Linked DNA regions of Mus musculus: region 1 is linked to region 2. The links are chromatin loops, found by intact Hi-C in ENCODE. Cell type or tissue: left cerebral cortex. All regions are shown on one strand. Each heading gives the region's core, and the rest is flanking DNA. Links, peaks and the distances in the headings are about the cores only.

Region 1 (15,298 bases), core at 5,206-7,705, 210 kb before region 2:
TTTGTCTGTCAAGGTTCCCTATCTGGGATGTGTTTCATATCCCCAGGAAAATTTTGTCACACAACAGCAAGCTATCAGTATGGACCTTGATCTTAATTCTGCTAGAACTTAGGTATTTAAAGTTGGCCTAATGTCCTACCTTTCCACTTAGAGTACATACTGGTACAGGCAGAGGGAAATGGTCCTTCAGCCTTCACAATACTTGGTGTAAGTGTCACCAACTGTGGCATATCTTATAGCTGATGGTTTACTCATTTCAATCATTGGTCCTACAGGGGTGTGGCGGTCTTCTCTAGGTATTGACAGTACCAGTGTACTTCCACTGTGCCTACGCAGAGGTGCCCATGTACTCTCTAGATTCAAACTTTTAGGTCACTTTGTGGCTTCCCCTTCCTAACCAGATAATGTACTTTGATCAAATGTCATCATGTACCTTGTATTCTGATTAAAGAAAGTGTCTCCCCCTCCTCTTCTCTTCTGCTTTTAAGACTAAGTAGTGACCCATAGACCTCCTGTGTGCTATGTAAATGCTCTACCACTGAATCATATCTCAGCTGCATGATTCTCAGCATATGTATTTATGCACATATCCATTTTATAAGACAGTGAACAAATAATGACTATGTAAAAGCAGTTTGGGTAATTTTATTGAACTATTTTAGTCTGGCTTTTTTTTTTCATGTTGGAAAATAAGAAAAAAAGTGTTCATTTGTTTCATTTGATAATTTTAGAATGCAACATCTTCCCATTTCACAAAAGCTCTGAAAGTCAGTTTTCATTTTTTTTGCTATAGCTATAGCCCTCAGTTATAAAACTTAAACGTATTTTTAAAATTAATTTAAACTTGCCATTATTGGACTTGAGTAGGGGTCAAATATAACTTTTAGTCACTGAAATTTTCTTATATCTAAACATTAAGAGGAAATTGCTTAACCATCAATTCACTGTTCAATTGAACTAATGTGTAGATACACATGCCCCATGTATTTGGATTATTTCTCCATCGTTACCGTCTGATTAAAAACTATCCATAAAGAAACACAGTTTTGCAGTTACTCAATATTGCTGAAAATAAACTAGTAAATACTTTCCATTTTTATGTGTACATGATAAGAAAGTTGTAATTTCTGCCACATTCAAATGTTAAATATTTAACTCCTACCATATTACTCTAAAATGTTGTATGCCATTGTGCACACAAACTCAACTTTATGTAGACTCTTACGTTTTGAACATTGACACTTGGTGCTTTGCATTCATTAAATGTGTATTGCCTGTAAGGCTTGGCTTACCTGCAGACTATTGAAAATGACAAAGAGAACCAACATCCAGAAGTGTCTGTAGGCCATATGCAGTCCTCCCCAAAGCCACGTCATAGAAATCAGGGCGAAGAGATATAAAATCAGAGGAATTTCTGAAAATCACAAAGACAAGGAAATATGTTCAGAATATCGCATGATTAATCACATGTAAACACAGTATTAGTTTGGTCTCCTTCTCAGGGAAGATGGTCTATACCCTAATACCCATCCAGGAAACAACCTTTGAAATCCTTCCTTTTCTTGTGTGGAGGAGGGAAGGCATTGTGCAGAGCCACAGTTCCAGGTTTTCAAATGGGTCTGCTTGCCACTTGGGGAAGGAGAAGGAAGACATTTGTCCCTGCCTAGGCTACCACCTGCTGGACTGTGTGGGAAGTAACAGGAACAAACACAAAGATTCCCAAATTTCTTGAGGTAGCCCTGTGCTCTCCAGTAAGCATACTCCAACATGGCATTAAAATCATGACATTTAAAGTTCTTTGTGTGATACTCAGCTTTTATTTCCTTGAGAAGATAACAAAATGTATTGTGACTGTTCCAAGTGGAGATGAAGTGACTGACTCAGTTGCCATCAGGGGACGTGTTTTCTACCCATCATGCTCTTGTGCAGTTGTCCTGATGGTTTCCATACTAAGTACCCTGCACAATGGGTCCATTGTGCCACTGGAGCTATAAATTGATTTTTATTATTTTTTTGTGTATGTGTGTTTGCCTGCATGTTTTGTATGACCTGCTGAAGCCAGAAGAGGGTGTCAGATGCTTTGAAACTGGAGTTACAGACAGTGGTGAGTCAACTGGTGTATGCTGGGAATTGAACCCGGGTCCCCTGAAAGGGCAGCAGTGCTCTCAACCACAGAGCTATCTCTCTCTTCAGCTTCTCTAACAGTGATTCTGGGTCACAGGACCATGGTCATTTCCACTTGTCTCTGATTTAGTGAGGGAGTGTTATTAGAGTTTTCAGATGTCTTTACAGAAGAGATTTTAATAGTGATACCACAATCTACGTGTACTTTAGAAAATGAATGAAGTCGTAAAGCAGCCATACATAAATATATTTTCATGATATTGAAATGCATGGGGATAGACTAGCACAGGAACCCCCAGGGCAGTCCTGATCATCCATGAACAGCACTTAAAAATCCTCACACACTCTGGGGATTTGAATAGTTAAATACGACTTCAGCAATTAAAATTTTTTATTTTGCTCTGAAACAACTGCAAACATGCACATTAGATGTAATGTCGGTATGGCTACAGGACTTTGTGGTCTTAAAAATTTATCTGGAAGTTGTCAACTGCATCTTCTTTACTCTGTAAATACTACATTTTGTATTTTCTACAAAGATATTTTCTTTTATAGACAGTTTCAAAAATGAAGAAAGCAACACAGAAACACCCTCAAGTTCCGTTTGGTTATTATTTTTAAATTTTAATTTATTATTTGTGTGTGAATGAATTTTTTGTGTGTATGTATGTATGTATGTATTATATATGTATGGTATGTAGGATGTATGTGTATGTTTGTATGTATGTATGTACATATGTATTGAATATAGTATGTATGTATGTGTATATGTATGCATGCATTTTGCTTGTGTGCCTGAGTGAGGGCAACTGCATGCCACAGCATGTGTGTAAGCCAGAGGACAACTTTCAGGAATTGATTTTGTCCTTTCACAGTGGGTTCTGGGTTTCAAACTCAGTCCATCATGCCTGCATGACAAACACTTTTACACACTGAGCGATCTCACAAACACCATTCAGTTATTCTAACAATTTCCTCTGTCCAGTGAGAGCCAGTGTTGCATCGTTGGCATCTCTGTATTCCTTTGAACCCAAATGGTTGAGATCTTTGACTCTGACATCTTGATTTATTACAGGCAGTTTTTCTTGTAGAGTACTGTGCTGGCTAGCTTTACATTTCAGCTTGACTCAATTTAGAATCACCTGGGGAAGAGATTGTTAGTGAGAGATCATTGATATTGGGTTGCCCTGTGTACATATCTACTGGGATTGCCTTGATTGCTAATGTTAATTGATGTGAAGAAGACCCAGTCCACTCTTGGTGGTTCAATTCCCTAGGCAAGGAACCTGGATTGTATAAGAGTAGGAAAATCAAACTGAACACAGGCAAACAAGTGTATACATGTGGCTGTGAGGTGACCAGCTGTCATATGTTCCAGCCACCTTGATTTCTTTTCTCTTGAACTAACTGTGAGAAAAACAAAAAACAAAAACCAACCAACCAAACAAACAAACAAAAAACCTCTTTCTCCCTTGCAGTTGCTTTAGTTAGGGCATTTTATCATAGGAACAGGGATGAAACTAGAACAAGTACTGTAAAATTTGAGTTTATTTGATTTTTTTTTCATGTTGACATTTGGGATGTAAATGTAGACATCACAAATGATAATGGATATTTTAACCTAGGAACTCAGCTTGTCCTGCTAATGAAGATACTCACTCTCATCACTTGGCTATGGGGTTACTTAGATTTTCCATTAAAATTAGCCTTCTTAACTGTGGAAAACCTTTGTAAATAACAAGTGTCTTGTGTGGCACACCTTAGAGACTATATAAATATCTTTTTTCACTATCAAATGTTTAGTCACTTTTATAATTTGGACTGAGACATTCCTACTACATTTAGAAGACTATTATTCATTAATATTCATTTTATTTTGATGCTCAGTTGCCCATAGCTGGAGTCCTTACTTGTGGCTTCCATGTCTTTTCCTTTCTCTACAATTCTATTGACACTTGCCCAAGATGTTTCAGACATTCTCTACTCTGGTACCAGGTTCTTTTAGGAGAGAATTTGAATGTCATGATCTGTATGACATACAGGTAGACATAGTCACTTGCTTTTGGTACACCTAAGGGGTCTCAATAGCCAACAACTGTCACACACACACATACCTGCTCCCAATAGCATATGCACTGACTCTCAAGTTTAATGTAATTTCTTGTTATACAAGATATTTGTTGATTGTGAAGGTTTTCTCTTGGTAGAGGGTAATTTAAGATTAATTTCATGATTCAATGATATTGCTTCTACAGGTTCTTATATATATATATATATATCTGAAAATGTTTACTGTATCCTGTTTTTTATGTCACCTGCTTATGATAATGTTGACAATATTTGCCTTTTCACTTGATGGCTTCTATTTGGCATATTAACATTGCCAGCTTCACTATTCTTGCTCTTCTGGGGCTACCATTAAGTGTTATCTGTACCCAAGATACTTGAGCAGTCAGCCTGAAAGCTGACTGATAGCTTCTTAAGTGGCTAATAAACAGGCGGTTTATTATACATAGTGTGGATATATGTACAGTGTGGATATACATACAGTGTAGATTCATATAGAGTATGGATACATGTACATTGTGAATGTACATACAGTGTGGGGTTGCCAGGGCCGAGAGTAGCCATTGATAGTTTAGAAGATCTAATTTTTTAAATATTTCCTGCAACACAGTGTGGATGTATGCAGTTTGGATGTACACAGGGTGGATGTACACACACTATGGATATATGTACAGTGTAGACACACTGGACAATATGATGATTGTGTCTCAGTCTGCACAGAACATTATGGCACAAGCTGTAATTGCTACTCAACATGATGTGTAATTTAAAATTCGTGAATTGTTCATTACAAGACTTAATTTTACTATAGAGAAATGACACAGTAGAGTGTGTGGCACTGGTAGGACTGACAACTATAGGTGCCTATCTCTCTAAGTCATGAGATTTCCTGATTTATGTCAATACTTCTACTTGCCAACACCACAAACATTACATCTGCTTCTTCCCTGTCCACATTTTGTGACTGTGTACTCTGTCATTGAACGGTCCATTCCCCATTACTCTCAATATACTTAGCTGTCCCATGTACTTACCTGTATTGATCCTAGTTTCTAATGTTATCATCCTTACCCACTCACTTCTAAACTCACTTTGGATTCTATGTTGCACCCTACTACCCACTGAAATGATCATAGCAGTGACTGAGTTCAATGTTGTGTACCGTTTGGTACATGCATACCTTGCTCTAAACCAAGTAGTGGCTTTGGGATAGAATTGTTGAGGGAGAGAAAAGAAAAGAAAAAAGAAAAGAAGAAAATGAGAAAGAGAAGTGGCAAGAGGAAGAAAAATCATATATATATATATATATAATGCCTTAGTAGGAGGCTGTGTTGATATCTTGCTCAGATACACTGTTAGAAAATCATAAGTTATTATAATTTCACAGGAAAAATTAGATAATATAAAATAGGTTTATGTATATTGATGATTCTTTTTTTATTAATGTCTTGCAACTAAACAAGGGAAAATATGGTCAGATTTAAACTTTAATAAAAAAAAAAATTCCTGCCTGGCAGTGGTGGCACATGCCTTTAATCCCAGCACTTGGGAGGCAGAGGCAGGTGGATTTCTGATTTCAAGGCGAGCCTGCTCTACAGAGTGAGTTCCAGGATAACCAGAGCTACACAGAGAAACCCTGTCTCAAACCCCACCCCCCCAAATTTCCCCCAATTAAATCATACTCAGTTAAAGGGTCAGAAGGCCCTGGTGAGACTGGGAAGCTGCTTCAAATATTCATCATCATTTCTACAAATGGCACTCATTGCTTCCACTGTACAAACACAAATATCCATTCATGGCTCTTTGTGGAGCATGAAAGGGCATGCATAATTTTATTTGCACAATTTGGATGTACAGCTCCAGAATTTTGTTGACATGTTCTTCCAAGTGCCTAGAGCTAAGCAAGCACTATGTAGTTAGTGCAAAAGCCAACAGAGCATGCTGGGCCTGCTGCCCAGAAGGACTCACAGCCTATTCCCATCTGTACGAAGTGTGGTAGTCTGGCACTCCAGAGTACAAACTCCACAAGAAAGCCTGTCGTAAATAACTCTGCACTTAGCAGCAGACCCAAAGCTGGATTTCCAGCAGAGAAGCATCCAGTAATTAAAAGATGGTTTCAGATGGGAGAAACATCCAGAGGCACATCTGAATTTTGTAGGTTTGAAGCCTATAAAACTGGAGGAGGGGGCACTTCTTTAGCAACAATTGCAAGTCTTTAATTGAGTTACAGCATCTTAGAAAGAGACTACCCAAGCAAGAGGTACTTAACCTCAAGTCTAACAGCTTTCTTGCTAATGTACATCTGAGGAGGTACGTTTTAAATTCTTTGGAACTCAGCAAAAGGAGAATAGAGAACGAGGATGGACGTTAAGAAGAATGTTGATAAATGGCTACCATGCTACCATGAATTTAATTTGGTAAGCTGGATGTTATCATTCACTTAATGGAAATAACTTCAGTTTCATAATTACCAAGCTGGGTTTTTGCATATAATAAATGACCAGGAACTTATCTCTTGCCTATATGCCATGCTTATCAAAGAAGACACTTAACGGTAATATTAGAGATAACTTATATTGAGAGATGGCTTTGTTAGCATCAAACAGAGTGATTTCAATATCCTCAATAAAAACGGACCTTAGCACAACATTTTTCTGTCCACGGGACAAGAAAATCTATGAAAACACAATGTTATGCACAAGATACAAAGAATTTCCACAACTCAACAACCAAAGGAAAGTCTCCAAACAGTCCAATTCCAAAGTGGGAATGACTGGGAAAGATGTTTCTCTAAAGGAAATAAGCAAATGTATGATAAACATTTCAAAAGATTTCAACATAACTAGCCACAGAGAGAAAAACCAAGGCTACAAAAAAAAAACTATCCTTCATACTCACTATGGCAGCTACTCTGGAGAAATCAGAAAGCTGTGAGTGGAAAGTGAAGGGGGAAAGTGAGAGGAACCCTAGAGCAGGTGAGCACCACTGATGGGAATGGAATGAGGAGTTGCTATGGAAGCATATGTTGGGCCCTTAAGAGGTAAACAGAGGATTACCACAGGACCCACACATTTCAGCTCTAGCTTTATCCCAAAGAAGTGAAAGTAGGGGACAGAAACCTTTGCTTGTACATCGATGTTCACAGAGTGTCAGTAACAATAACCAATTGAAACAGCCAAATGTCCCCTAACCATAAACAAACATACTTAGGTGTGTTGTGATATCACCCAGTGCATTCACAGGGAGTCATGAAAAGGATGAGAATATATCAACGAGGCTTTAGGAAGCTGCCTTGCTCCTTTCACCACGTGAAGACCGTGAGGATGCCATTATTTGTGAACCAATGTGGGGCCCTTACCAAACACCAGACCATTGGCAGCACCGTCTGGGACTTCTCACTGTGAACCCCAAGAAGTAAGTGTTGATGTTTGTCAGGTATGACATTTTTTTGTCTGGTATTTTTGTTAAGACAAAGGTACCCTAGGTTACAAAAGAATGGGATTCTGCTATGCACTACAGTATACATGAACCTTTTGTAAAATGTTTGGCTGAGTGAAATAATATGAACACAAAAGGATAAATAATTTCCCTGACATCCAGGTAGTAAGCAAATCACTGAGACAGAAAAGAGAAGGGAGGTTACCAGGAACCAGGAGGGCTATAGCAAGGAGCTACCCTGCAGTAGACACAGAGTTTCTGTTTGGGACAATTAAAAGTTTCAGGATATTTTAATAGCACTGATGGTTATATAGCATGGTGGCAGCTGGTGATAATTAACTGTATAGTTAATGATGCTTAATGATAATTACGTGGATATTAAAAACACTGTGATGTGCATATTATTACAAAAGGGGGAAGACTGTTAAATCAAGTACGTATGAAGATAAAGTTCTACATTGGAGGAATGAAAATTCCAAGAGAATAAAGGGAGAAAGCTTAAGTGAGGACACATATATATACATATATACACATATACATCACATGCTTATAAATAAACACATATGTATAATATATGTGTGTAATATATATATATAAAGTTAAGGACTTGGGTTGTAAGGATCCAGGAGAAGTTGAATGTGGGGAGAGGTGATGGATAGGACCTAAAGACAATGCACTCATGTATGAAATTTCCGAAGAATAGAAGCAGTTTTACAAGAAAAAGAAATCAAAAGATACTAATGTGATACACAAAGTATTTTAAAGTTTCTTGGAAGAAATTACTTGTACACAGTGGCAGGAAGAGTTGTGTTTGTGTTAGAGCTGCTGTCCCTGGAAAGTCCGTTCTTCACGGCAGTGCTGATGGGCCGCATCCCATGTCTGTCTTTTCTTTCTTCCTTTCTTTCTTTCTTCCTTTCTTTCTTTCTTTCTTTCTGCCTTTCTTTCTTTCTTTCTTTCTTTCTTCCTTCCTTTCTTTATATTTTTTGTTTGTTTTGGGTTGTGGTGAGGATGTGTGTAATTTCAGTGAATTGTGGTTTGTGGAGAAAGCCTATTGCTTTCATAACTTTTTTTTTTTGAAATTCACCCATTATGCATGCAGTGACAACAGTTATGACCTCATTATAAAAATAACACCTCATTCATGAGGCTGAAGTTTATCACGTGTTTCCAGGCTTCTAAAGTACTTGTTTCAGTCTTACCTCACTGACCTCCAGAGTTTTAGTTAGGAATATGCTACTAAAACAGACTCATCAGTCCAGAACAAGAAGCATGGTGATCAAACGGTGGGGAGTTAAGATAGCTATGGGGTTATCTCTGCCAGGGCACTAATTTTCAATTAGAAAAATAGGTAAATTGTGGGTGAAAAAAAGGTATCAAAAGGTCTTGTTTCAAAAGCCTGGTTCCCAATCTGAAATTAATAGCTATTTGGTTACAAGGATGCTTCTGGTTTCTGATTTACTTTTTGGTGAGATTATAGTGTGCACGTGGACTTCTTACCCTGTTTTAACACTGATTCTACAACACACAAGCACTCACCAATGTTTTCAAATATACCTGGAAGCATATGGGCCTATTTAAAAATGCAAGACATTTATGTCTCAGAACTGGTCAATCAGCATTAGGCCAATATGTGGAATACATTTTTAAAAAAGCACTCATGGGTGTGCTTTTATTTATAGAAACAACTTTCACCACATTTGGTCAGCTTGTTTCCCCAATCTCTGATCACACGTCCTAAACATGGTTCTAATATTAGAACGCCCTTCTCATTTCAGTGCTTCTGCAACAAGATCTTAAGTGTTTTGAAGAAGCTCTACCACATTCAAACTGTGACTGAAAATGTTCTGTCCAACCCCTTTAAAAATAGGTTCTTGTAGCAACAAAAGGCCAAGGGTGCAGTAGTGGCATGAATCTTACGGTGTAAACAACTACTTCAAGTCTGCTCCTCAAGAGGAAACCCACGCGTGCACAGCATCATAAGTCTGGCCAAACCCACATAACCCATGGTTGGGGAGCCCAGAGGCCTACAATAGACAGATTACTGTTCTGTTAAGTAGATGTAGGCTCAAAGGGCTTTCTAAATTCCTATCTCTATACATATAGATCAGTGCACTTAGACCTCATCAGTGCATCTTCTTTGTACAGTGTGGATGGTGGTTAATAAAGAAAGAAATTGATCAAATTACAAAGTATCTGTGGAATTCTCAGTTACAAATGAGGCACACACATATATAGTATATACACACATACACATATATATACTATTGTATACACACACACACACACACACACACACATATATATATATATACCCCATTTGTAACTGAGAATTCCACATATACATATATTCATATATATACCACATATAAACACACACACACAAACACACACACACACACACACACACACACACATATATATTCTACCCCAAGGCTCACGGTCCTTAGTGGTAGGGGGAGGCAAAAATATTCTAATAGCCTGAGGTCAGGGAAGAATGGAGCAACCATTCTGCCCATGACCTGCACAAGATGTGCACAATATCAAGCTAGTCCACATTTCTCTCTCTCTCTCTCTCTCTCTCTCTCTCTCTCTCTCTCTCTCTCTCTCTCTCTCTGTGTGTGTGTGTGTGTGTGTGTGTGTGTGTGTGTGCGCTTGCATTTTGAGATTCCACTGATAAATGAAGAACTGTAGAAAATGTATGGCTCTTGGGAAAAGAAAGTCAGTTTTCTTTAAGGGTATAGTTGCTGGTGGTTGACCACAGTCTAGTGGATGGTCCTATAACCAGGATATATCAGTAGGACAAATTATAGTTGATGAATTATAAAAATAAATAAAAAGAAGACAAAAAATTGAGGAATGGTAGGGGAGTCAGGGTAGGTCTAGGGAGAGTAAAAAAAAGGTGAATGAGTATGATCAATAGTTCATTGTACAAAATCCTTAAAGAATTCATTAAAACATCATTATGTCTTTTAAAATATTTAAAAATATCTAAACATTTAGCAGCTTCTTTTCTACACTCTCTTCCTCTTTATGAATTTATTTTTCAAACTTCATAGCATTTATAAGCACGAAATTATTATGTAAGTTATGCAAGTCTTGATTTTATTTGTTAACTTGATAAGAGACTTAATAACTGCTTTAACTTTTGGGTGTGTCTTTTAGGATGTTTCAGAAAAAGATGGACATTTGAATTTTGGATAAAGAAGATAGCCTTCCTCGATGTGAGTGGTCATCAACCAACTCACTAAGGGCCTACACAGAACACAAAGGTATAGGAAAGGGTAGAGCTGTACCTTTTCTCGGCCTGACCGTGTGGTCTGGTACATAGGTCTTTCCTGTTCACTGTGCTCTTGGCTCTCAAACCTTCAGAATCAGACCAGAATTCCCATCCTTTATTCTTATGTCCTCGACCAACACCACAGGCATCTAGACTCTCCGATTGTAGGTGCTGATTTTGAGACTTCCCAGTCTTCATAATCAAAGAAGTTAGCACTTTACATTATATCACTTTCCCTGGAGATGTCTATCTTCATGTCTTCCAGTCATCTATCTGCCATCTCTCTATTTTCTGTCATCTATCTACATATCATCTATTTATTCATCATTTATCTACCTACATACTTATCTTTCATTTATCAATGCATGTATACTACCTATTAGTTCTTTTTCTACAGAAAATCTAAATATAGTTGTATCTAGTGATATTCTTTTCTGTACAAAGTCCATGAAAACACTCTCAAGTGCATAGTCTTGCACCTTCCTTACGAAGGAAGGGACTCAAATATAGGTAAATTAATAAGTAAGAGTCCAATTTTAGTTCACATCTCTGTAGAAATAGCTTTGCTGCAGTTAAAAGAGAACTGGTAGCTAAGTTTCCCTGCCCACTATTTATTTCCTTCACCTTCTACCTAAAGACAAAAGAAGACGCACACACACACACACACACACACACACACACACACACACACACACACACTCAGGATAAGGAAAGGAGAGGAAAAGTGATGAGGGCTTTAAGGTGCAGAGAAGGCAAGGTAGAAAAATGATGGTTGTGGGTTGCAGGCGAGGCTGCCTGCCAGTGACTTCCCCCAACGACAGATCTCTGTGATTGCTTTGTTAAATTTAAATTACACATATTTATTTTGGGGGTAGGTAGCTGAATGCTTCCATGTCCATGTGAAATAAGAGGATAATCTGGAGACCGAACTCAGTCTTCAGGCTTAGCATCAAGAACCTTTACCTCTTAAACCATCTTGCCAGCCCAATTACTTAATTTTTATGGAACTGGGGAAAGACAGAGAGAAAAGGGGTGACCATCATTGACTACTTCCAGAACCAGTCGATTTTATTCAAGATTACCATAGTCGTATACCAATTTGAATACCTCTGAAGGAGTCAGATCTGTCCTGAATTCCTGAAGGTGAAACTCTGTATCAATCACAAATCATAGAAAGCAATGTATTAGTGAACTGCAAATTCTAGAGAGAATAGCTGCATTAATACTAGCTTATTTTCTCACACTCAATACATTCTATGCTGTGTCATGCCACCATCCCATTCTGTCCATTCCATGCCACTTAAAATATACTGATAATGAGACTTATCAGTGGCTTATGATCCACAGTCATGGGCAAAGGAAGCCTGAGTGATCATATCCATAGCATAGCCTATACGTAGCACCTTCAAATATAGGGAGCTGATCCTTATAGAGGTGTGAAGGATGGCATTGGAGGAACTGTGCAGGTGAGGTCCTGGACCACAGGACAGAAGTCAATACTAGCTGAGAGTGTATTTTGCAGGGTTGAAGGAATGTGAGTCTATTCCCCAGTATCTTAAGGTCTACGGAGAATTTAAGCATCAGGACTTGGCTAATGGCAGACTTGGCTCGCAAGGATGTTAAAAGACAGCTCACTGTCAAGCCTGCTTTGGGTGTGATTTATATGGACCGAAAAGAAGTGGTGAAAGCCTAGAATTATGGTCTTGCCTTGCAAGAGCTATATATAATTTTCAATTTGCAGGCTATAATTTTGAATCTAAGGAGAATAACCAAGTTATATGAGACAGACCCACATCAACCTTGCAAAAACTGTTATTAGAGTAATTCTATTTGAACCACATACTTTAGAGTTGCCAGCTAATGCCCTGCTGTGTGGTGATGGGGGTGTTGGTTATGACTGTGACTCTTAAGGAAAGGTGAAATTCACGGTTGTCTTCCTGTGCTGCTCAACTTTCTTGGAATCATGGACAAGGGAATAGCATTTGCGTTAACAGCTGACGGAGACATTTTTGAAGGATGCTTTACCAAATGAAAGTGGCAAATGCTCTTAGACATCAGAGTTCTAAAACAAGCATGGAACCGGTGAAGCAATAGTCAAAGACAAGCTTAGCCTGGCTTTGTAATATTGTTAGCAGTTTCTCAGAGGTAAAGAGCTGTGACACTCCTTTAAAAATGTGCTGGGGCACAGGGTAATAGTTCCTTCCACACAGCTATCAGAGCACCAGAAATGACTCTATTGCCATTTTGAATCCTACTAGATGGCCTTATATTATTTAGAAAATAGGTTACTATTAACTACTAGTAACTAGTAGTAGCAGCTACTAATAACTTGTTAAATGTGACCCATGATTTGAGTACACATCAGAGAACAGCCATTAGGATTGAACAGGCTTAAATTCAGTGCCAGAGTCTTGACTCAAATAACAAAACATCTCATAATCATTAACACCAATGATGACTCTGTGTGCTCAAGAAAATATGTTTGTGGGTTGTCACATACGCCAGTCCCTAGAACCATTTTCTGATAGAGCCTCAGACTGGATGGATGGTAGCTTACCTCCAAACTCATTGCTCCTTTAACTTTGTACTTTAGCCATCCTAATAGAAAACACAATTTTAAATTTTACTTCTTTTTAAACTTTTACTGCTTTACCACAGGGATCTGCCTGCCTCTACCTGAGCGTTGGGACTGAAGGAGCTCACCGCTGTACCCCTGCCTTGTTTCTTTTTTAGTGTGATTGATTACATTTCGTCTTCCGTTTGCTATTAGATTACAAGGGGATTGCCTCTCCTTAGAAATAATGCTGCATTGCTCAAAAGGTGTGGGTGGATTATGCTCTCTTGTTAAATGACTATGTCTGTAAATGCAGAAAATGAACATCACACCCACATACAGAACTGTTCTCAGGAATGTACAGCTGACCACAAAGCAATCTGGTATCTGTGTTACATAAACACTTGCCATTGTCCAACAGCACAATATACACAGGTGGGGCAGGGATTTTTATACGAAAGGAATGAACTAATTCCGTATTGCTCATTCTTATTAGCAATCTCAGAGAATAAAACTGGGGAACCAATTGTGTTGAGAAAGATCCTCCGAAGTCAAACCCCATGCATATGATTTAATGGGAAGGATTCAATTAAAGCAAAACAAAGTCGTAAATCACTGGGCATGGTGGTACATGCCTTTAATCTCAGCATCTGAGAGTCACAGACAGGAAGATCTCTATAAGTTTCTAGCCATTCTGGTCTACATAGTGTGTTCCAGGACAGCAAGGATCAAGACCTATCTCAAAATAGAAAAACAAACAAACAAACAAACAAACCAAAAACAACAACAAAAAACCTTGGGGTGGGCGATATGGTTTACTGGATCCTTCTAGAAGATCCAGGTTTGATTCTAGCATCCACATGATAGCTAACCACCACCCATAATCTTAGTCCATGTGGATCCTGTGTGCTCTTCCGACTTTCACAGGCACAAGGCATGCACGTCGTGCACAGACATACATTCAGGCAAAATACACATAAAAAACCCAATACTAACCAACTTGCACAACCATAACAAAAAGAACAAAAAAAAACCCTAATAAATACTTGTTTTGACAATTTTTTGTGTGCTATTGAGTAAATAATTTAAACACAGTAACCTGTATCTAATAGTAGATTATTACATTTTTCTTTCTCTGTATGTCAATGTTATATGTAATCTTTTGAGGTGTTTTTTTGTTTGTTTGTTTGCTTATTTTGTTTTTTGGTTTTTTTTTAAGATTTAATTCCAGCATCTCTTTCCTCCATACTCTTGAATATTCATGTGAATTTCAAGTCATGGCTAGAATAGTTCACAGGGATGTAGTACTAGAGCAGTAAGGTAGATGATATTGTTTGGTTTATTCTCAAAGATGTGTTCTCTCTCTCTCTCTCTCTGTGTCTGTCTGTCTGTCTCTTTGTCTGTCTGTCTTTGTGTGGCAGTCTGTCCGTCTCTGTGTGGCTGTGTGTATGTGTACTTTTATGTGTGTGTGTGTGTGTATGTGTGTGTGTGTGTCTGTGTGTGTCTGTGTGTATGTATACTTTTATGTGAATATGTACCCACAGGTCCTTGGCTCCAGTAGAGTTAGGAATGCATTCATGAAGATGAAGACTGGAGCTTATTGTCTTGGCCTTGAAGGCAGGCAAACAAGTCAATATTGAGGTTAGAGGAATAAGAATAGCATATAAAAGGTGAAAGGCACATTTCTAAGTCTGAGTAGGTTGTTCCTTTTGGCTACCATTAAAAGCTCACAGAAGTGAGTAATGAGAAGAATCTCATAGCAATGGACCAGCTATGCAGAATGATAGTCCATCACATAGAGAGAGCCCTTTCACATTTCTGAAACAAACAAACAAACA
Region 2 (15,298 bases), core at 5,083-7,582:
AATCTGGATGAAATGGACAATTTTCTAGATAGATACCAGGTACCAAAGTTAAACCAGGATCAGATAAATGATCTAAACAGTCCAATTTCTCCTAAAGAAATAGAAACTGTTATTAATAGTTTCCCAACCAATGCCAGGCGGTGGTGGCACATGCCTTTAATCGCAGCACTTACGGGGGAGGCAGGAGGATTTCTGAGTTCAAGACCAGTCTGGTCTAGAGAATGATCAGGACAGCGAGGGCTACACAGAAAAATCCTGTCTCAGAAAAAAGAACAAAACAAAAAGAAAACAAAACAAAAACAAAATTAAAAAAAAAAACAACAACCAAAAAAAAAAACGGGTCCCAACTATAAAAAGCCCAGGAACAGATGGGTTTAGTGCAGAGTTCTTTCAGACCTTCAAAGAAGACTTAATACCAATACTCCTTAAACTATTCAACAAAATAGAAACAGAAGGTACTCTACACAATTTGTTCTATGAAGCCACAATTATTCTAATACCTAAATCAAACAAAGACCCAACAAAGAAAGAGAACTTCAGACCATTTCTCTTATGAATATGGACACAAAAATACTCAATAAAATTCTAGAAAATGGAATCCAATTACATATCAAAGCAATCGTCAATCATGATCAAGTAAGCTTCATTCCAGGGATGCAGGAATGGTTCATATCTGGAAATCCATAACCATAATTCACTATATAAACAAACTCAAAGAAAAAAACATATGATCATCTCATTAGATCCTGAGAAAGCATATGAAAAATCCAACACCCCTTCATGATAAAAGTCTTAGAAAGATCAGTAATTCAAGGCCATACCTAAATATAATAAAAGCAATATACAGCAAACCAGTAGCTAACATCAATCTAAATGGAGAGAAACTTGAAGTAATCCCAGGGAGTAGACAAGGTTGCCCACTTTCTCGCTACCTATTCAATATATTACTTGAAGTCCTAGCCAGAGCAATCAGACAACAAATGGAGATCAAAGGGATGTAAATTGGAAAGGAAGAGGTCAAAAATATCACTATTTTAGATGATATGATAGTATATTTAAGTGACCCCAAAAATTCCACTAGAGAACTCTTAAACCTGATAAACAACTTCAGCAAAGTAGGTGGTTATAAAATTAATTCAAAGAAATAAGTGGCCTTCCTCTACACAAAGAATAAACAGGCTGAGAAAGAATTTATGGAAACAACACCCTTCACAACAGTCACAAATAATATAAAATACCTTGATGTGACTCTAAATGAGCAAGTGAAAGATCTGTAAGGTAAGAACTTCAAGTCTCTGAAGAAAATCAAAGAAGATCTCAGAAGTTGGAAAGATCTCCCATGCTCATGGATTGTCAGGATTAATATAGAAAAATGGCCATCTTTCTGAAAGCAATCTACAGATTCAATGCAATCCCCATCAAAATTCCAACTCAATTCTTAACAGAATTAGAAAGAGCAATTTGCAACTTCATCTGGAATAACAAAAAACCTAGGATAGCGGAAACTATTCTCGACAATTAAAGAACTTCTGGTGGAATCACCATGCCTGACCTCAAGCTATACTACAGAGCAATTGTGATAAAAACTACATGGTACCGATACAAGACAGACAGGTAGATCAGTGGAATAGAATTGAAGACCCAGAAATGAACCTGCATGCCTATGGTCACTTGATCTTTGAGAAGGGAGCTAAAATCATCCAATGGGAAAAAAAAAGACATAATTTTCAACAAATGGTGCTGACACAACTGGCAGTTATCATGTAGAAGAATGGGAATTGATCCATTCTTATCTCCTTGTACAAAGCTCAAGTCTAAGTGGACCAAAGACCTCCACATAAAACCAGAGACACTGAAACTTATAGAGGAGAAAGTCGGGGAGAGCCTTGAGGATATGGGCACAGGGGAAAAACTCCTGAACAGAACACCAATAGCTTGTGCTATAAGATCAAGAATCTACAAATGGGACCTCATAAAATTGCAAAGCTTCTGTACGGCAAAAGACATTGTCAATAAGACCAAAAGGCCACCAACATATTGGGAAAGGATCTTTACCAATCCTAAATCTGATAGGGGACTAATATCCAATTATACGAAGAACTCAAGAAGCCGGACTCCAGAAAATCAAATAAACCCATTAAAAATGGGGTACAGAGCTAAACAAAGAATTCTTAACTGAGGAATACTGAATGGCTGTGAAGCCCCTGAAAAACTGTTCAACATCCTTAATCATCAGGGAAATGCAAATCAAAACAACCCTGAGATTCCACCTCATACCAGTCAGAATGGCTAAGATCAAAAATTCAGGTGACAGCAGATGCTGGCGAGGATGTGGAGAAAGAGGAATGCTCCTCCATTGCTGGTGGGATTGCAAGCTGGTACAACCACTCTGGAAATCAGTTTGGAAGTTCCTCAGAAAATTGAACATAATACTACTGGAAAGTCCAGCAATAACTCTCCTGGGCATATACCGCGAAGATGTTCCAACTTGTAATAAGGACACTTGCTCCACCATGTTCATAGCAGCCTTATTTATAATAGCCAGAAGCTGGAAAGAACCCAGATATCCCTCAACAGAGGAATGGATTCAGAAAATGTGGTACATTTCCACAATGGAGTACTACTCAGCAATTAAACACAATGAATTCTTGTAATTCTTAGGCAAATGGATGGATCTGGAGGATATCATCCTAAGTGGGGTCACACAATCACAAAAGCACACACATGATATGCACTCACTGATAAGTGGATATTAGCCCAGAAATACTCAAGATACAATTTGCAAAACACATGAAACTCGAGAAAAAGGAAGACCAAAGTGTGGATACTTCATTCCTTCTTAGAATGGAGAACAAAATACCCATGGAAGGAGTTACAGAAGCAAAGTTTGGAGCTGAGATAGAATGAATGACCATCCAGAGACTGCCCCACCTGGGGTTCCATCCCATAAATAACCACCAAACCCAGACACTATTGCATATGCCAGCAAAATTTTGCTGACAGGACCCTGATATAGCTATGTCTTGTGAGGCTATGCCAGTGTCTAGCAAATACAGAAGTGGATGCTCACAGTCATCTGTAGGATGGAACACAGGGCCCCCTATGAAGGAGCTAGAGAAAGTACCCAAGGAGCTAAAGGGATCTGCAACCTTATAGGAGGAACAACAATATGAACTACCCAGTACCCCCAGAGTTCGTGTCTCTAGCTGCATATGTAGCAGAGGATGGCCTAGTTTGCCATCATTGGAAAGAGAGGCCCTAGGTCTTGGGAAGATTATATGCCCCAGTACAGGGGAATGCTAGGGCCAGGAAGCAAGAGTGGGTGGGTTGGGGGGCAGGGTGGTGGGAGGGTATAGGAGACTTTCAGGATAGCATTTGAAATGTAAATGAAAAAAAGATCTAATAAAAAAATAAAATAAAACAAAACAAAGGCAGAGAATAGAAACATAGTTATCAGAGTGCAGAAGGGTAGAAAAGGAAAGTTAAGAACAGGCTGAATAACGGGTCCCAGAATGCAGGAAGATCAGAGCGATTTGGTCTAATGAGATATAGCATCATAACAGAACTCTAGTCTGCAATACTTTGCTATACATTCTACCTACTAAAGGAGCATCTGAGGATGCACAGGGAAGATGCTCACACTCGTCTAGTCATTATTAAACATTATGTACATGCACTGAGTCACATGGCACTCACAAATACGAGTTCAATTAGGATCTATTAAAAGTAAAAGGGTAACATGAGTGCCTGGAGGGGTAGCTCAGCAGTTAAATCAGTTGCCATGCAAGCAAGATTAGAATCTATATTGAACACAGGCAAATCTATCTGGTCAGGAAGGTCACCTATAACTCCAACCATCGACGGTAGAGACAGGGATACCCAGAGGGAGGGAGCTGCTTGCCCTGTCAGTTCTCTGAGTCTGACTGAGAGACCTGCCTCACTGAATACTGTGAAATGGGAATCAGAAAAGATTCCTGGTATCAGCCTTAGTCCTCCATGTGTACATGCATGCATGCACGCATGTGCACGCGCGCGCGCGCGCGCGCACACACACACACACACACACACACACACACACATGCTTGCTATAAATGTACACTCATGGAAAAAAAAAAGTTGACCTTAGAGACCTTCCCCCAAAACAATAAATGGCTAAAAACAATTTTAAAGAAAATTATTTCTTTTTTTAATCTTAAATAAAATGAAAAGCTAATGGGTTTTCTTAAGTTGACTTCCTTATGCAGACACGTAGAGTTAGAACTAATGAGTGGCAGCAGCAGTGGCCACAGGCAGAGGCATGAACGGGGAGGTTACTCCAGGCTGTTCCAGTCCCTCCACAAACAGGATCAGGCAGCCCTCTGATAACCGGCTCAGCATCTGAACTTGAGCAGACGGCTTACACTGAAGGTTGGGAAGTGTTTGATCTATTTCTATCTGTACAACATGTAGTCACAATATTCTTCTGAAAGACAACCCTTGCTCCAGTTGCTAGTTCAAAGCAAGATCTAATTTTGATTCTATTATTTAAACTCTTGAAACTTTTTTTTGTTGTTGAATTAGCAAAAGTAAAGAGAACAAGATCCAGTCAGATTAATGAGTAGCCAGAAGTTCTAGCTAAAGGAAAACTATCTCTATTTATAACACTTCATCTTGCTCTGCTTCAATTGACCTGAAATAGACAGGTAACAGACAGCTTGATGATGATGATGATGATTGATAGACAGACAGACAGGCAGACAGACAGACACATAGATAGTAGATAGATAGATGGTAGATAGAGATATATACATACATGTGAACACACATACATACACACACAGATATGTATGTATATACTTAGATAGATAGATGATTGATAGATAGACAGGCAGACAGAGTTCTTAGTTAATAGCATTTGGGGCCCTAGACATGTCTTTCCTATTTTAACAGTTTCAATGCCACAGGTCAAGATACTTGGGGAAGTTAAGTCCTGTCCTACTGGAAGGAGACAGGGTTTTGGAGTCATATATGGCTTTGGGTTCAGTCTTGCATGCAGTGATCCTTAGAAAGTCTCCAAGATGATAGATACTTAAAGTTAAAATGACAAGGGCTCAGACTAAGGGAAAGTCTTTTAGGAGTTGTGTGCAATCTGGATCATTCCTGAAAAACAGACATTGTACAAAGACATTCCTGAATGTTGCGGCGTGATAAACAGCCCAACTTTTACTGAATTCTAGATAATAGTCCTAAGAGTTAACATAAAATTCTCTTCCGCCTTCATGAAGAAGAGAAAGATGAAGTTAAAATCCATGCACATCCATTAGCTGACAAAAATAAGGTAAAAACCAAATAAAACCACGTAAGTGTTTCAACTTCTGAGCTAGTCACATAGACCATGGTGAGTCAGTAGAGAGGCTTCACAGAGCTTGTGCCACAGCCATGCACATGAAGGGTCTCTGGACAGATATCTTTATTCAGTTTCAGAAGATGAAGTTAAGCCATAGACAAAAAGAAACAGAAATCAAGTGTTTTCCTGTTGGCAAGATTTATTAATCTGAGCAAACATGGTTATCTTTCTGTTCTTTTTTTAGATTTGGGGAGTTGCTTTTCCCGACAGAAGCTCTGGAATTGAGAACCCCGCCTGGCAAAGATGCCCTTTGTCCCTCCTGCCACCAGCCCGCTCAGGGCACACAGGGCAATGTGACTCTAAGATAAAAGTTCCAAAGATAGAAGTAGATGTTTTCCCCAGGAATATCTGGCAACAGCATGAAAGGCTGTTGGCTATGTTTCCCACCACATTGGAAGAGAGTGCTCTCACACCTTGCTGCTTAAGCGTTTCCTTGCAGATAAATGAGAAAAAACACAACTTGACACTGAGGGAAATATACTGCTAAAAATATAAACCTTTTCTCAAAAAGTCTGTGATATTTCAATAAGCACAATTTTCTATATTAATAGTAGGCAGGTTACTATTTAGCATAAATGTCGTGGTGGACCGTCTATGGCCCCTGCATTTAAAAGTAACTGATGGGTGGGACAAGGTATTTCTACCAAGGACAGGTAGATACAAGCTTTCGGGTGTTAATTTGCAAATTTGTTCGCTGCAATTTTGAATACAAGAACAAAAAAAAAAAACATAGCTAGAGACTCACAAATGTTTTTTTGCTATGCTATACACTCTGTAGCTAGGCCAAAGAAATCTTTGAAAGGATCCTTCAGTTTTTAACCTTACTCCAACTCTGCAAGACTAACTTTGGTTTTGGGTGGGGAAAAATCCTATACTGCCACCTGCTGGTATATTGTAGTCAATGCCACTTTTTTTCTAAATTTTTTTTTTCCAAAAATGTGTATTGATCATATTTTCCCCTCTGACTACATCCCTACCCATCTAACTTCAATACAAGAACCATCTATTAATTCTTTTGTATCCACCTCCTATTCAGAATATAAATATAATAAAATATGTAGTGAATTAGTAATACAATATTCTATATGTTTCTAAAATTAGAGAACAAGCAAACTTAGGCACATTTCCCTGACAATATGATTTACAAATACATTGTACCATACTCCTTCAAAATGAAGGGATGAGATACGGCTCAGGTGGTCGTGTTTGCCTAGCATGCACAAGGCCCTGGGCTCAATTTTCAGCAACATCCTCAAAGTTAAAATGGCACAGGGCTCAGACTAAGGGGAAGTCTTTTAGGAGTTGTGTGCAATCTGGATCATTCCTGAAAAGCAGACATTGTACAATGACATTCCTGAATGTTGCGGCGTGATAAACAGCCCAACGTTTACTGAATTCTAAATAATAGTCTAAACCAGTCTGATGACGCAAGTCCCTAATCTCAGTATGCTGTACATGGAGACAGAAAGAGTAGAAGTTTGAGGTCATCCTCAGCTACATAGCAAGTCCAGGGCACCCTGTGCTACAGAAGAGCCATCTCTCTGTGACACATATGTACACACATATGCATGCATGCACATGCGCGCACACACACACACACACAAACATGACAATCAACTAAGTCTTGATAAGGAAAGATCTTGGCATGCCTGTCTTCCCCATATTCACAAGTCACCCCTATAGGTAAGTGGAGACATTTTACTCCTTAAAAAGAACCACGGTCCCAAACCCTTGTTTGTTTGTTTGTTTGTTTGTTTGTTTGTTTTTTCATTTCTCCAGGCAATTTAAACTCTAATAATGTCTACTCAGCAAAGATGCAGGATCCAAAAATAGGAGATCCATGTCTGGAACTGTAATGGTCCCAATAACACAATTCTACAACTCATACTATAAGTACTTTAAAGTTTGGTCAATGTAAATAAAAGCCAGTGTTCCTGTAAACATTTCCATTTCTCGTTTTGGAGAATCTGACATTTTTGGAAAGTCCTCACTTTGGAGCAGGAGAGGCAGCTCAGTATTCAAGGGCATTTGCTGCCCTTGCAAGAGCAGCCGAGTGGTTCTCAGTACCCAAGCTGGGTGACTCACCACAGCTATGAATTCAGGTCCTCGGAGTGCAATGCCACCATCTCTCTGCTACATTATACAGTTCATGTGCATATCCCCCACTCCCCATACAGACATAGTAACAAAATTAAATCTTTTAATTGAAAATAAATTCTTCTACAATACACCCTTACTACGGTTTTTCCCTCCCTTCACTCCTTCCAGCCTCCCCCACCTCCCTTCTTCCCAGCTACATCCCCCACTCTATTTCCCTTCAGAAAAGAGGAAGTCTCCAACAGCCAAACTGCAGACAACAAACAGCCAAACAGGACAAAAGAAGAAGCAGTAAGACAAGTCAAAAGCCCTCTATCAAGGCTAGACAAGGAAAGCCAATAGAAAGAAAAGAGTCCCAGGAGCAGACCAAAGAGTCAGAGACACACTCACTCCCACTCTTAGGGTCCCACAAAAACACTAAGCTAACGGCCATAACTTATACACAGAGGATCCGGTGTAGACCCAAACAGACCCTATACTTTGCCGCTTTAGTCTCTCTGAGCTAAAAAATAAAATATATCTTTAAAAATCTCTTGTCTAGTCAAGTGAGAAGAACATTCACTTTAAGTTAGTATTTTTAAATATCCAGGCAGTTGGTAAATAGATTGAATATTTCCTATGGAAACTCTACCAACTGTATGGCTTCTGACGTGAAATAACTAAACCATTACATTGGGTAAAAATAAGCTATTGAAACATTTTTTTAACCATAAATCATCCCTTACATGATTTTATGCCATATTGTTTTGTCTACTCTAAAAATACACTGGGAATGTACACACCTGACTAATCATTTTTCTTAAAATCCATGTTAAGCATAATGTGAACCAGAAGCCAATATTCTAACATATAGATTCTGGTCTTTCTTTCTCATCCCCAGACATGAGCAAATTTGTCTGCTAGCATGCTGAGGAATTATCTATAATAACATGATGCCATAATTAAATCTGTATTAATGCCACTGCCAAAACAACCCACCAGAGTGGTGGATACAGTCGAATAAAGTCCAATTATGGGAGGCAGGTTCTTTGCTGTGTTACCTACAAGAAGCAGAGGCAAGACCAGACAGTCACGACGGCATCCTAAGGTAATGTAAATTACCTTGCCAAATTCAGTGCAAGCCCCTTTTGGAAACAGCTGCTACTGTCTACAGTTTGCATGTACTTTGAACACATAATCTGGAATACAGTCCTTAATTTTCCTCTGAAAAACAGGTTATGAAATTTAAAGGACACTTTCATTCCTGGAACAGAAAAACCACAACAGAGTGCCATTGTTTCTGATACTTTTCCATTTCAGCCCCTCTAGTACTTCAACAAAGGACGCATGTGCTTGATAAGAAACTCTGTGCAATGAAGGAGTCACACAAGTCGAGTCCATGCACACAAGCAGCTCCAGTCACTCTGAACGCATGGCACACTGCACAGGTGACTGTGAATCGGGGACTAGATAGGCCGTGGATCTAGATCAAAACCAAATGCCATCTATCTGGGAATGCAGCAATAAAATGACTCCTGATGACATTCTGCTCTGCCCATAAATCTCTGTCTAACTCAGCCATCCTCAGAGAAGCCTCCTCCAGACGTAGACAATGTACAGAGTGAGAGACTGTGGAACACTGAGTCTTAACTGTGACGTCCTCATTAGACACTTCCTCCACTTCCCAACCTACCTCCACCCCTGGCTGAGAGAGCTGTGCAGAAGAGGAAATGGGAAGGTGTTTAGTGCCAAAGCGATGGAAAGTACAAAAGAACAGTGTCTGCCCTGGACCTAAGCAGAGATGCTTCCAGCACCTAATGGGGGAGGGGACAGAAGTCACCTCCTACTGACAAACGCATGAAAAGGAAAACTTAGCCTGCTCCATTGGAGTCTCACTGGGCTACAAACCACACTTAAAGGTAGGCCCATGACCAGGAGTAGAAGACCAACACAGAACAAATCTCATGGTATCTACGTGGAGTCTTCGTCTGATGTAGCTTTGCTTCAGCAGTATTTTATCAACTGGTCTTTTGCTTGTATGTTATGTTTCCAAGGTTGTGTTATCAAGGGTTTCATGTGTGTTTCTCTTTTTCTTTTCTTTTACATGTATATATGTATGTATGTATTCCTTCATTTACTTATTGCTTGTTTGTTTTCTAAAGAGATAAAAAGAAGATATTTAGTGGGAAGGGTAGAGAATTGGGGGGGGGGGATCTCAGAAAAGATGAGGGAGGGAAACCATGAAAACAAGTACACTGAAAAATATTTTCAATTTAAAAAGGAGAGCAAGAAGAAGAAATCAGCCAACTAGTTCATAAGGTGGGCAAGTGCTTTGTATGCAGCCCTGATGACCTGAGCTGGACTCCTGGATCCCTCTGGGTGATAAGAGTGAACCAATGGAGGGAAACTAGACTCTGAGCTCCACAATCATGCCACAGCATTTATGTACCTGTGCATGTACACACACACACACACACACACACACACACACACACACACAAACAAACACAAAAAACACAAATAAACACACATACACATACATACACACACAGACGCAACACACAAAAACATACACAAACACATACATACATATGCAAACACACACACACACTGAGAACACAAGAAATAGTCTTCGCAGAGAAGATCACAGCAATTGGCTATCTAATAGCAAATGGTCAGTCTGAAAACAATTACTGAAAATAAAGGCCACAAATTTGACAGAGAGCAAGGAGCAGTATGGTGGAAAAGTTTGGACACAAGAAATGAAACAGCAATGATGTAATTATAATCTCAAAAAGTAGTTTTTTCAAATACATGTATTGGGCCTGATATTATTATTTTTGTATGCTCCTCTTCTTCTCCAAATTGCTCAAGTGCAAAGCAAGTAAGCTAATTTCAACTAAGTTGTGAAAAACTATGTATGGACATTCAGTTCAAGGGTCACAGAAGCCGGGCGTGGTGGCTCACGCCTTTAATCCCAGCACTCGGGAGGCAGAGGCAGGCGGATTTCTGAGTTCGAGGCCAACCTGATCTACAGAGTGAATTCCAGGACAGCCAGGGCTACACAGAGAAACCCTGTCTCAACAAACAAACAAACAAACAAACAAACAAACAAACAAAGAAAGGATCACAGAAAAGGAGACACAGCCGTGTCCTGAAGAACCATGAGTGTCATCTGTCTCCTACCTGGGTTCCTAAGCTGGCCACCATCATGTGAGTCAGAAGCTTAGCTGCAAACATGGAGTGTCGGGCACAGAACATGTGTGAAACAACAGCCAAGCAAAGACCTGTGGAAACCAAAGAGCCCATGTGAGTTTTCATAATCCGAGAAAGATTATGTGTACAGAAGAAAAAAAATCTCTGGGAGAGTTAAGCACAAAAGCCCAGCCTATACCGCAGAGCTCTGGGAACGATTATGTTGGAATTTCAGCATATCCCATTTTTGCATGAAATATATCTTCTTCATATTCATCAGTTAACCCAAGTGATAAACTTTAATTTTCCAATTATTTACATGTTGTCTGCCATGGAAAAGGGAAGTCATAAATAAACAGCATGAATAATTTTAATAAGCGCTTTATTTTTCTATGTTGCTATAAGTGAGCCTGACTGTTTTTTTTGTTGTTGTTTGGTTTTTTTTTTTTTAATGCCTTTCATCCTAATTTAAACTCTGTTTTTTAAGAATGAAAGGTTTGGGTAAATAGAAATATTTAAAAAGGTGACTAGAACTTTTTTGAGCATAAAACCGTGAATGGTCCTCCAAATCCTGAAGTTCCTAGCTACTCATCTTCAGCTAGCAGAGCAGATAGATGATTCCAGCAGAGCTCGCTATGAACTTTCAGCCAACGCTGTGTCGCTGCATGTCAAAACCAGAACTTTTTTTTTTCTTTCTTCCACAATGAAAGTAAGGATAAAGATTTGAACTGTAGCTGGCATTATCATCTTTAAGCCTGTGTGTCTAATATAGTCTTGAAATTGCAATCCTTCTTCTTCAGCCTCCCAAGTGCTAGAATTACAGCCCCATGGTACTGGACCTTGAAGGCAGATTATTTGTGGATATTTTCTGCCTTAAATTTTTCAGATAGTAGTTTAATAAATAGTAATTATTTATTTGTTCACAGGCCTTCTAACCACACATTTTTGTGGGTCAGTTTATTTTGTGTAGGAATCACTGAAGCCTTATAAATATTGGCACACATATGCCACTTACTTACTCATGTGGTTTTCATATATTACCTCATTTAATATCAATGTTGTTTTGACAAACAAGAGACGATGCAATAATTTAACATTTGGTTCTCTGAAATATTCTCTGAAATTGTAGTGTGATCTTTTAGAGTAAACCATATGTTAGAAAAAAATAAGAATTAAGCATCTACAAAATACCTACATGGGGTCTTCTGACTTTAGTTTCTGTTTAGAAATGCCTCTCAGAGATCAGTTTGGAGAAAATATTTTAATTATTCTTTATATTTCAAGAGAGCAATAGAAACTCCCTGTAATGAGGAAGAAGGCTTTTCATCTAAAAACTCCTCCAGGAAGTCGGGATCAATCCACTCTTAGAACAACCACCATCACACTCTGGGACAGGCGGGCATGTGTTCCTGCAGACAGGGCAAACATGCCTTGTGTGGCAGCTTTCCTTTCTCCACTATTGGGCCTGGTGCTCACAACTTATTAATGTGTCCTTTCTGTCTCTAGGATAATCACAAGTCGCTTAAAGTCCCTCCAGGTGCATGCTTATGTGTGTATACGATATACTGACTTAAAAGCAAGTGCTAACCACATTTTTCTTCTCATTATAAACCAGATGATCACAAATATGTATCTCCTGCAAGTTTCCTGAGGTGAGTGGTAACAATTGAAGGCCTGAGTCCCAGCCAAGGGAGGAATATACACATTTCCTGCTCACTGTACTTCATAAGAAGAATTAAGTGATTTTTCCTTAATTTGGTGATCAATTCCCCTTCATATTCCTGTTCCGTCTCAGAAATTTAGTACAATTAAGTGTGACAATCTTAGAAACAGCAGATGTGTATACAAAGCTTCGTTAAAATGCTACCATGGCCCCTGGTTCTAGTTCAGGATTCAAAACCAGAGACAGGAAAGCGGGCTGGATCGTCTTAGCATACTGTTTCGCAGTTATCTAGGTGTGCTGCTTAGGTTTTCATCTCACTTTAGCACAAGCCAAAGGGCAAGCGGGAACCTTAAATGAGAAAATGCCTCTGTCAGATTGGCCCATAAGCAAGTGTGGGGGGCATTTTTTTTTTAATAAAGACTGATATGGGAGGGCCTTGCCATGAGGAGTACTGCTCCTGGGGGTCATTCAAAACAGCCAGGAGGAGAAAGTACCCAAGGAGCTGAAGGGGTCTGCAACCCTATAGGTGTAATAACAATATGAACTAACTAGTACCCTTGGAGCTCGTGTCTCTAGCTGCATATGTAGCAGAAGATGGCCTAGTCGGCCATCATTGGGAAGAGAGGCCCCTTGGTCTTGCAAACTTTATATGCCCCAGTATAGGGGAACGCTAGGACCAAGAAGTGGGAGTTGGTGGGTAGGGGAGCAGGGGGAGGGGAGGGTATAGGGGACTTTTGGGATAGCATTTGAAATGTAAATGAAGAAAATATCTAATAAAAAATTGGGGAAAAAAAACAGCCAGGAGGGAGGGAGGGAGCAAACGAGGAAACCATAGCCTCTATGGCCTCTGCCTCGGTTCCTGCCTCCAGGTTCTCTCCTTGAGCCCCTGCCCTGACTTTCATTCATGGTTGACTGTGAGCTCTAAGTAGCAATCCACGCTTTGCTCTCCAAGTTGCTTTAGGTTTTATGACAAGAATCTGAAACTGATTAGAACACTGGTCTATTGTTTCAATGAAGAATTCTCCTCTGCTGAGAACCTTAAGCAAGCCAGGCTCTAAACTAGGCAAGCCCATCTGGCTTTGGACATGATCTAGAATACTCAGTCTTTAAAGAAATAAATATTTTAGTTACCGAGTTTCTAAATCACTACATATGAATTCAAATATCTGAAGCACTAAAACTAATATACTTAGGAAAGTAACTTTTCCTCAGTTTGGAAAATGAGTACTTATATTTAGTATATATACTTAGCATTTACAAAGGAATATTTTCATTGCAGTTCCTTAGCTTAAATTCTTAATATAAATATTCAAGTCATAAACATAGAATGTATAATGATAGAATTTCTAAAATGAAGTAAAACAAACTATAACAACTTCATGTATTACCTAAATATGCACCCGACAGTCTTAAATTTTTATTTCTTGGCAATTCTGTAGAGGAACAATCTGCTTGCTGAGTAGTATTTCTTGTTTTCTAGCTCTATATGGATTATAGATTAGGCTAAAAGAGAAAGAGCCTTCTCTTAATCCATTGACACAAATGATTTTTTTTACACATTGGAAAGAGGGACGGTAAAAACAAGCATGGCTGTTCACAAATGAATAACATGGATGACACGGGATTTAGCTAGGATGCAGATCTGAAGCAGAGATCTGTTCTTTGTTGCTATCCGACTTGACCAAAGAGCTTATGTGTATATACAATTTTGGAGTATGTGAACACATTTATTTGAATATAAATATGTTTATATGTGAGTAGGCAGAGCCAGGAGACATCATTGTTCAGTATTTACAGATGGGAAAAAAACTTTAATTTAGCCCCATGCATGACAAATGTTAGTACATTTTCTACAATTATTTTTTAAAAACTTATAAATATTGCATTTTCAGGTATCTGTCTACCACTCTCCCTATCCCTGCTTCCTCTAGATGAATCCTAACGAGATCAGCTTACAGCTGTCATCTTAAGTCAGTGTTGGCTCTCTGGCTTTCTTTATTTCTCACCCTTCTGCCTCTTGCTACCTGTAATTCTATGATTTTGTTACTAATGCCACTGAGTTGATCCTTCAAGTGTTGCCTTCATCAATGTACTTTGACTAGTGCTACTAATGAGCTAAAGATGAGAACAAGAGACAATTAACCCTGAAAAGGTCTCCATTGGGAACAAATGTCGGCAAGAAGCCCCTTGGAGCACACAACTCCACGTGGTAGGGGAGGGATGCTTTAGCCAGAGAGAGAAGAGTCTTGGTAATGAAGGAGCTCAACCTGAGCACAAGAGCTACCCGCCTGAGGAAGTAGCTGAAATTTTCATGTGTTAAATAAAATAGAATTTAAAATTCAGTCATCCTTCAAGGATGTAGGACCACCCATGGCCAGTATATCACACATTAGACAGTGTAAAACCCTGTAATCATCACAGAAAACCCTGTTGTAGAGAACTGTTAATTGTTCCTGAGTGAGGAAAGAACACATTGCATTTTAGAAGATTTGAATGTACAAAGTTGACACATTGAATAAATTACATCTGGTCTGCAGCACTTTGTGAGTTACTTACTTTTTTTTTCCAACAAGAAATAAGATTGAGAGCACTGGACGTCAGGTGCTGTGCCCAACAACACTCAACAAGATGGACACTGGCTGGTCTCTCAGGGATTGTGTCTAATTTTGTCTGTCTCTTGTTCCAGAAAGTGACTGGCTTATGAATGTACACTGAACATGGTTTGGTCAAAGAGATGTCAGCGCAGCATTTTATGTTACTTTTATAAAAGTTTCCATTCCTTTTAATGTGGATTCTGCCTTGCCACACCTGGACACTGCCAGTTTGATGCTAAACATGCTACAGCTATCTGAGACCACACCAGAAAAAGGCAGAGTAGTGCTGTGTGAGGAACACAGAGCAGAAAAACAAGAAAAGACAGAGTCTCTCTGCAGCATAGGCAAGGTGAGTGGGTGAGGCAGGGTCTCAGCAGCATAGGT

What was found. A loop is a pair of places that touch in the nucleus more often than their neighbours do. Peaks named below come from ENCODE experiments on the same cell type or tissue, not always from the same donor. Only the 100,000 strongest peaks of a DNase experiment are listed, where the experiment ranks them.
Region 1: it touches region 2 in a loop (2.0-fold over the local background); 16 of 42 quality-filtered maps call a loop at or near these places.

The regions. Positions count from the first base shown.
Region 1 is chr13:81,153,863-81,169,160 of GRCm38, forward strand. Adgrv1 (adhesion G protein-coupled receptor V1) reads right to left here. Exons shown (of 90, transcript NM_054053.4): 87 at 1,293-1,414. Among named protein-coding and RNA genes, the nearest start is that of Gm32639, 58 kb to the left of the region's middle. In left cerebral cortex, for the core only: no CTCF peak of the experiment used is centred there; a DNase peak (open chromatin) is centred at 6,151.
Region 2 is chr13:81,363,534-81,378,831 of GRCm38, forward strand. It overlaps Adgrv1 (adhesion G protein-coupled receptor V1), which reads right to left. Exons shown (of 90, transcript NM_054053.4): 83 at 10,649-10,749. Among named protein-coding and RNA genes, the nearest start is that of Adgrv1, 260 kb to the right of the region's middle. In left cerebral cortex, for the core only: a CTCF peak has its summit at 6,277 (motif pointing left); a DNase peak (open chromatin) is centred at 6,217.